3 separate regions of the Mus musculus genome follow, and regions 1 and 3 are each linked to region 2. A link is a contact called in ENCODE POLR2A ChIA-PET data. All regions are on one chromosome and are shown on one strand. Each heading gives the region's core, a stretch centred on a gene start or an enhancer-like site at or near the end of the contact. The rest is flanking DNA. Distances are from core to core; before and after follow the strand shown.

What was found. ChIA-PET counts read pairs that join two places held with the same protein, here RNA polymerase II (POLR2A).
Region 1: POLR2A ChIA-PET joins it to region 2 with 17 read pairs in embryonic stem cell. The contact joins the promoter of Jup here to the promoter of Dnajc7 in region 2. POLR2A ChIA-PET finds 5 or more read pairs at or near these places in 3 of 5 experiments (Patski and embryonic stem cell).
Region 3: POLR2A ChIA-PET joins it to region 2 with 15 read pairs in embryonic stem cell. The contact joins the promoter of Klhl11 here to the promoter of Dnajc7 in region 2. POLR2A ChIA-PET finds 5 or more read pairs at or near these places in 3 of 5 experiments (Patski and embryonic stem cell).

The regions. Positions count from the first base shown.
Region 1 is chr11:100,396,393-100,399,218 of GRCm38, forward strand. It overlaps Jup (junction plakoglobin), which reads right to left and starts at 1,398. Exons shown (of 14, transcript NM_010593.2): 1 at 1,244-1,398. Gm12348 (predicted gene 12348) reads left to right here and starts at 1,724. Exons shown (of 4, transcript NR_132425.1): 1 at 1,724-1,745.
Region 2 is chr11:100,618,198-100,620,985 of GRCm38, forward strand. It overlaps Dnajc7 (DnaJ heat shock protein family (Hsp40) member C7), which reads right to left and starts at 1,430. Exons shown (of 14, transcript NM_019795.5): 1 at 1,331-1,430. The coding sequence starts at 1,407. It also overlaps a transcript of Nkiras2 not described here.
Region 3 is chr11:100,471,211-100,474,319 of GRCm38, forward strand. Klhl11 (kelch-like 11) reads right to left here and starts at 1,572. Exons shown (of 2, transcript NM_172565.2): 1 at 971-1,572. The coding sequence starts at 1,518.

The DNA.
Region 1 (2,826 bases), core at 148-2,647, 220 kb before region 2:
CATTCCTGGGGAAGGGGCAGAGCTTGGGAGGACAGATACTTAGCAGGCCTCATATAAGGGGGTGTGATGGTCTCCGGAGGAGGGGGAAGGAAGAAGACACTTCCCCTTTCAGCAACGCCCCCACCCCACCCCCATTGGTCCCTACCTCAGGCCTTAGGGGCCTGGCAAACAGGATGGAGTTGGGGGCAGGGAGAACAGGGTCAAAGCGCACACACTGGCTACGTTCAGCTTGGAGCTGACTGGGGGAAGGGGTTTTCCTCCAAGAAGTACCACCAAGCCTAGAATCAGCTCTCAACAAGGAGACTAGAAAAATCCTAGAAAAGGCTCCCATGGTTACTTTCTCCTGGAAAGTTTGTTTGGAGTGATTTCTCAACAAGAATGGGTTGCAGAAATCAAAAGATATTGCTGTTTCCCTATCAACACTCTGGAAACCACAGCTACTAAAAACTGGGCGAGTGCTTCTTAAATTTTCTCTACCGGCCCAGACTCCAGGCCAAGCCACCAGTGTCAGACATCGGTAGGGCACTCAGCCCAGACCCTTCACCAGTTCCCCAGTCACCCTATCCCACCTCCGTAGGAGAAGGCATTGACCGGCGTACACTAGAGCGGAGGGAGGCGCCACAGGTCCAGCTCGGAGCTGCAGGGCAGGGCCTCCGTCTTCCAAGCGCTCACCTGCTCTGCTCAGCAGGTGGGAATTGCGTCCCTGGGAAAATGTGCACTCGGCCCCCACAGTTTGGAAAGCTGGGCGCAGACAATAGGGCCCCACCCAGGCCTGGGGGAGTAGGGAGGGAGGGAGAGAAAGCGAGGATGACGCGTGGGGTGCGGTGAGGGTGGCCCCAAAGAGACTAGGCAGCAAGTTTCCCAAACGGTAAATTCCTGTCACCGTGAGCTCCGGGACCAGGCGGAGCGGGTCAAAGTCTGCTCGGTCAGCTCCAGGGGAGAGTCAGGGACGCCGTGTTAGGCGAGCTCTGGGGCCCTGGGGGAGGCGCGAACTCCGAGGCACCTGCCCTAGTTCCTCCCCACCCTTCTCAGACCTGCGGTTCACCGAGCCTGGAGGGGCGCTCCAACCCAGATTGCTTGTCCCAAGGGTCCCGCGCCCCGGACCCCAGCGCGCCCCCTGTCGCTGGTGTAGGATGCGCTCCCTGACACCCGCCCTCACCTGCCCTGAAACCGCTGGAACCAGCCTCCCGGCCGCTTGCTGTCCCTACTCTCCCACAGTGATTCGTACCCCGATCGGGTGTACCTGAGCGTGGAGCCGGGCTGAGCCGAATCGGGGTCGGGTCTGGCCGGGAGGGAGCCGGCGCGGGCAGCGAACTGAGCTCGGCGCACTCGGGCGGCGGCTGCTCCGGACTCTGGCCAAGGCAGCAACTCAGTAACCGAACAAAAGGCAAAGGGACCTGACAGCCAAGCCACACCTCTCGCCCCCTCGAAGCTCCGCCCCCTAGGGAGACTCCCACCCTCTGAGGCTATCTCACTGGCTGCCCAGCCTGACTATCCCATCGAGGGGCGGAGCCTCGCGCCGGGACCTCTACCACGGCCGCCTCTGTTTATGCGCTCACCATTGGCCCCAGGGACTGCCACTCGACTCTGGGGTGGACGCCAACTTGAGGTCTCATCCTCACTCTGCATCTATTGGCAAATAGAAAGTTTCTTCTTTATGATTGGACAGAGGGCTGTCAGTAAGACTAAGGAAAAAGCCAATGGATCAGGTGGGGCGTGACTTGCCCCACCCTAGCCCTGAGCAGGTAAGACTCATTATTCTCCCCTTCCCCCCCTACCTGTCCAACAGGTGAGTCAGGGGGAGGCATGGGAAAGGACTGACGCCTTCACTAGCCAGCCAACTCAGCGTCAGGCTTATTCATTCTTGCCTCAACGTAGTAATAAGATGTTTGTAAAGCATTTCATAGGCTTTGTGCTGGGTTGGGATTTTCTCCCCCCTACAAAAGATGGAGTGTTCCCTGATCCCTTCTGTTTAGAATTAGCAGGCCTGGGTTTGGGTTCTCCCCTTAATCTTTGTATGACCTTAGGCTAGTTAGTGTACCTTTCACCCTGTATCTCTTCTGTAAAGTGGGTTCATTAGCTTTATCTATCTTAGGTTGGAGAGATTAAATGAAATAAGCTTTGTAGTAGCACTTAAACAGCTGAGGAATGTCAGTATTTAAACTGTCTCAGTTCGAGACAGTTCTTAAAAAGTGCTGGAGCAGCCAGGCAGTGGTGGCACTCGAGGAGGCAGAGGCAGGCAGATCTCTGTGAGTTAAGAGGCCAGCCTGGTCTTCAAAGTGGGATCGAAATGATCCATGTTAAAAGAATATTTTTAATGGGCTTGTGTGGTGCCTCAGTTGTGCAGATGTGACCACCCGAGTCTGATACCTCATGGAGGGAGACAACAGCCAAGTCTCACAGGTTGTCCTCTGTCCTCTGATCTCCCGCCTTGGCACAAGTGCCACACACATAAAAGTAAATAAAATGTAATGCGATTTTAAAACTACGCTCCAAAGAGATCACAAGACTAGGAAATATGGTACACTCTAAACTCCGACACCTTCTTTCTTTTTTTTTTTTTTTTGTTTTTGTTTTTGTTTTTGTTTTTCCAGACAGAGTTTCTCTGTATAGCCCTGGCTATCCTGGAACTCACTTTGTAGACCAGGCTGGCCTCGAACCCAGAAATCCACCTGCCTCTGCCTCCCGAGTGCTGGGATTAAAGGCGTGCGCCACCACGCCTGGGCCGACACCTTCTTTCAAGTCCCAGAGCAGAAGGGTCAGTGTGTTTTGGGGGTGGGGCGGGGGGGGGCTGGATACTGCTCCAGGGAGAAACAGACAAAGGAG
Region 2 (2,788 bases), core at 180-2,679:
GTTAGCGAGGGGCTTCCGTTCTCATTTGGCAATACCTTAAGTTATATAGGAGCGGATGATGCTTAACTCCAGACACTGTAATGACATGGAAACTCAAACAGGAGGAGGAGGAGGCAAGGCTAAACTTGATAGCTCTTGATCAACTACACTTTGTCTAGCATCTCAGCTTTCAAGTCAGGTACTACCATACACCTGATGACTACAATATTCCCCGTATCTCTCCGAGTACCGCTTATAAGTCTAACTTGGACAGTAAACCCCTCAGAATCCTGATTTCTAGACCTCCTGAACTGACTCTGTTCAAATTATTCAGCCTGAAGACATTCCCTACAGGCTTGGTATGAACATGAACCACAAGGGAAGGAGAGTAAGGGGACTGTAGTCCATCCTAAGAAAAGGATCAAATTAATCATGCTACTGATAAAAGAATCAGTTCACCTTTGGTATCAGAACAAGTCCCGCCCGCTCCCAAGCGTACTCTAACCCCCCCACCCCACCCCACCCCACCCCGCTTTGAAAACCCGTTCTTAAGCTGGTGTCGGAATTCACCAAGTGTTCGAGAAAAACCACTCACTCAGCACCTCCCTAGGCTAGGCCAGACTAGCAATCCCGAGCCACTGCAGCTGCCCAGCAGTGCCAACTGCATTTAAACAGCTGTTCTCCTTGAGCTTAAGAATGCTCTTGGGAGGAATGGCGAAGAAGCGTCTGCCCCCGTACTGCAAGAGACAAGCTCCTCATTCGCCCTTCTGTCTATCCATTCTTAACTTCTACGGCTATCGGGGAGTGGGGGGCGACCAGGTCCATACAGTGAGCATCCAATTCTCTCAGCCTCACACTAGAGACCACTAAGGGTCATTAGTGAGGAAAGGGAAGTGAGGAGGAGAATGCGGGCTTCGGAGACGACCAGTCAGGACGGGCAACAATGCACACAAGTTAACCAGAGCGGGCGGAGGTCGGGGCTCTGTTAAGGAAGTCGTCATTGTCGCCGCGACGCCTCCCCCACTCTGCAGCCGACCTCTGGGGTTCCTACCCTTCCCCCCGCCCCCGCCCGGGAACCCGGCCTCCACGATGAAGTCCACCTTCCTCCCCGCGGCAGAACAAGACCATGCCTCAAGCTCCCTGCTAGGCGGAAGCAGAAGGGGACAGCAGACCCCCTAAGTGTACCCCTTCAGAGGGATCTCGGTCGACTCCAGCTCAGATGGGGGCGGGGGGTGTCTGCAGGAGAGCCATCGTCTCTGCATCTGGGGGCTGCCTCGCTGGCGGGTCCACCTGCCCCAAGCCACGAGCTGCAAGCTCGTCTCCTCCATGACTCTACCACCCGGTTGGTTACCTCTTGGCGTCTTCGTCCTCCAGCAGTTCAGGCTCGGTCGCCGCCATTACCACATCGCACTCCGCGGTAGCCGCCATCTTACCGCCGGGACCAGAGAGCCGGGTGGGAGGCAGACGGTGTAGAGCACTTCCGGTCGGAGCATCGAGCCGCTCGGCGGCGCCGCGCCCAGAGGGACTCCCTCGAGCCCGTCTACCAACGAGAGGCTCCGCTTGGGGCCAGAGCGGCCTTCCATCCCTGGAGGTCCACGGTGGTCTCCGCGCTGGGGCGGGGGCCCAGGGACGGTTCCTGTGCGTAGGGGGCGCCACTTTACCCGTGAATAGGAGGAGGGTACAGAAGGAGGTTGCCTCTCTGGGCCTAAGCTTGCCTCAGTATCCCTACAGCCCGGTTGCCATAACAACTAGCAATCCTAGAGAGCCTCCGGTAACGCTTGGGAGTCCCTGGTGGGTGGAGACGGGGTCCCCAAGACACTTGAGGAAGAAAAGCCCCCCCCAAGACTACCTTCCTGACTTTGCAGTGTGTCCACAGCTTCCTCCCTGGAAAGGCATGAAGAGCTACTTTGAGCCCAATCCCCAGCTTCATCAGTTCCTGGAAGCCCTGCCCAACCAAGCGAGGGGAACGCAGGGCGTCTTCACCCTGCTCCTTTCATCCTCCACGGATCTCTAAGCACCAACTGGTTCATCACCCCAATGACGCGGACCCTTTTATGAGGCTGCTTTCATGTCAGCCGCTTGGGAGTGCCATCTCAGCGTTAAGCCTAGAAAGGATGACATGGCGCGCCAGCCCCTGCCCCGGAGTTTATAAGGCAGCTCATGGGGTGAGGTCCCTTTTCCTCAGTGTCCCCTGTACTCCTACTTCTCATAAACTCTACCCAGCACGCTTGTCTGGCCAGATGTTGTCTGGATTGGGAAGACAGCATAATTATCTTTGTAGTACCACTACCACACACAACAGTGTTGGATTAAATTGAGGCCCTCTGAGGTTAAATGTGGGGAGGAGACGACCTTGAAATTGTAATTTAAAGCCAAAAGGAACGAAAATAAGACAATGGAATTTAAATTTCCCTTAAGGAAAGTGTGTGTCAAAGTCCCTAACCTTATTTGTAGGTCCTTATCATTACTGACGGAGTGGAAACTACCTGGGCCACTGGATAGAGAATGATAGCTGGACCTCAGTGAATTGAAATGCTGTGACCCTTTAATATGGTTCCTCCTGTCATGGTGATCCCCAGCCGTAAAATTATTTTTTGTTGCTACTTTGTAGCTATAAATTTTCTACTCTTATGAATTGTAATGTAAATATTTTTGGAGATAGAGGTTTGCCAAAAAAAGTCATGACCCACACAGGTTGAGAACCACTGCCTTAATTAACGAATTTAATTTTTCACCCATTTTTCAACAACGGGGGGGGGGGAAACAATTTTTTTCTTCCTTCCTGAATTTCTTATGTTAGATTTCTTCT
Region 3 (3,109 bases), core at 322-2,821, 150 kb before region 2:
GCCCAATTTAAAAATAGTTCCTCTCAGCCTGGTCTATAGATTGAGTTCCAGGACAACCAGCATTACATAGTGCGAACCTGTCTCAAAACAAAGAAATAAAAAAACAAAACCTCCTCTCCATTAGGGCCTATGACGCACAGTCCCACACCTCAGTCTGCCTCACAGCTGTAATAATTATTCAACATGCTATATATTCGCTGTTAAACATCAGAGAGTTTGATAAGGAAAAGGATTTTCATGTGTTTTGATCACTGCTGGATATACCCCCTCCCCCAGCACTGTAACGAGGTCAGTGTCTAGCGCTCCAGAGGTATGTGTTAAAGGATTTGTAACAGTACCAGCATCTCCACCTGCCTCCGAACCAACCTCTGTGGCGTCCTTTCTGGCTCCCCACAATCCATTTTCCACAATCCACTTTTCACTTTTGAAATATTTAAATATTTCGTATTTAAATATTAAAATCAGATAATCTCTCTACCCAGTTTCCCATCCATCACACTCAATAAAATCCAAACATTCCTCACACACACCCTCTGGTCTTTAAACCCAGCATATCCGGAATCGCTGGATTTTCTTTTTAACGTCCTTTCTTCTCTAAGCCAGCCTGGACCCTGACTGAGGCCTTTGGGAAGCCTGTAATGTGCACCCATTCCCTTTTGTACGGCCAATTTCTCTTGCCACTGCGAAGCTGGTTTAAATGACATTTCCTCCGATCCGTAGCTAGCCCTTCACCGTTTTTTAAATGTCATCATCACAGGAGTCGAACACGACCCACCGTTTTTCATCGCCTTTGTCCCTACCACCTGAAATCTGCGCTCAGGGGTGCAATGCGCACAAGCTAGACTCTCAGGGGGCATCCTCAGTGCCAGGCGCGGTGGCTGTCCCGTCGCGGGCATAATGAGGGAGCTGGCACCACAGACACTGCCCCCCACCCCCCAACCCAGCCCTCGCTCGCCCACGGTCGTCTCACCTGTCGGCCAGCTCCAGCACCTCGTGCACGCTGCCGGTGCTCACTCGGATGCGGCCGGTGTACATGTACTCGATAACGGCTTCCACCGTGTCAGGTTCGGGTCCGGGCTCTGAGCTCCACTTGCGCATCTCCACCCGGCCCGAGCGCGATTCCGAAAACTGACCCGAGAGTAAGGGCGTGAAGTACTCGGTGGCAGCGGCCAGCACCGAGCGGTGGGCACGGAACTCGCGACCTCCGGCCCCGCCGAAGCACAGGGTGATGTCGCAGAACAGGCCTTGACGCCGCTGCTCGTTCTGCCGCCAGGACAACTCGGAGCAGTGAGTGCTGCACTCGAAGTCCTCGGCCTCTGGGCCCGGATCGCTCCCGCCCGTGTCGACGAGGGTAGAGATGCCGGCCCCGGTCACGAAGTCTACCGTGCCACTGCCTCGGACCTCAGCGGCCAGGCTCGCGGAACCGGCGACGGCAGTCTCCATGCTCTCCATCTCCAGCACTTGAAAAGATGCAGCCGCGGCCGCAGCGGCAGCTGCCGCCGCCACAGCCGCCGCCATCTTGACGCCGCCGTACCGGCCCCCTCAGCTTCCGAACGGTGCGGCAAGTCTGATGCGACACAGAGGCATTCTGGGATTAAATAGTGCGCGCGGGGCGGAGCCGCGCCTGCGCACTTCTGCCGTGCTTACGCCCTCTAGCGAGGCAAGCGCAGTTCTCGGAGCCAGAAAAAAACTCAGGTCTACCTTTTCTCGCCCCTCCATTATGGTGGCCCCCTGTGCTTGTTTTGTTGAATTTTCTTCTACTTTATGTTGCTTTGGAGTGTATCCTCGCCATCACACGCACACACATTTTTTGTTTGTTTGTTTGTTTTTTAACTTTGTAGACCATGATAGCCTGGAACTCACAGAGATCCACCTTACCCCTGCCTCTGCTGGCCTGTGCCAATCCCAGCACTTGGGAGGCAGAGGCAGGCTGATCTCCCTGAGTTCGAGGACCTAGTCTCAGAAAGGACAGCCAGGAATACACAGAGAAACCCCGTCTTAAAACACAAAACGATTGACTTTGGAGAGAAAGTAATTTTTAAATTTTATTCTTATCAAAGTGTCTGTGCACAGGTCCTACAGAGGACAGGTAGGTGTTAGATTCCCAGTAGCTGGAGTTAAAGGCGGTTAAAACCCCCCTGATAAGGGTGTTGGGAGCCAACAATCAAACTGATTCTCTGAGAGAGTACTCCTAACTGCTAAACTATCTTTCCAATCCAGGAGGGGGGCAGTATAAAGAAAAATAACTTCGTTAAAGTTATTTATTTTTGCAGGTGTCTCTCATGTAGCCCAAGGTGGCCACACACTTGCTGTGTAGTTAAGGATGACTTTGAACTCCTGATTCTTCTCCTGGATTTTGGGATTACTAAAATGTTCCTGAGCACACCCAATTTTGTTTTGTTTTGTTTGTTTGTTTTTTGTTTTGTTTTTTGAGACAGGGTTTCTCTGTGTAGCTATGGCTGTCCTGGAACTCACTTTGTAGACCAGGCTGGCCTCGAACTCAGAAATCCACCTGCCTCTGCCTCCCAAGTGCTGGGATTAAAGGCATGCGCCACCATTGCCCGGCGAGCACACCCAATTTAACATGAGCTATGTAAGAAACCAGGGCAAGCCTGGCGTGGTGGCGCACTTCTTTAATCCCAGCACTCGGGAGGCAGAGGCAGGCAGATTTCTGAGTTCGAGGCCAGCCTGGTCTACAGAGTGAGTTCCAGGACAGCCAGGGCTACACAGAGAAACCCTGTCTCGAAAAACAAAAACAAAAAAAAAGAAACCAGGGCAGTTTAGTCACCCCAGCACCAATAAGTAAATAGCCCTAAAAATTACATTTATTTATTTTTATGGTAGGGTATTCGTGTGGAGTACAAAGCACAATTTAATGAACATCACTACGTTAGAGGATAGAACTCGAACTTGAGTCATTAATTAGACTTGGTTGGTGTTAGGTGCAATTAGCCATATTTTTTGCCCATAAAACAGAATATTTGTTTGTTTGTCTGTTTGTTTATAGGCAGGGTTTCAGCTAGGTAGGGGTGACTGTCCTGGAACTCACTCTGTAGACCAGTCTGGCCTTGAACTCACAGAGTTCACCTGCCTCTGCCTCCCAAGTTCC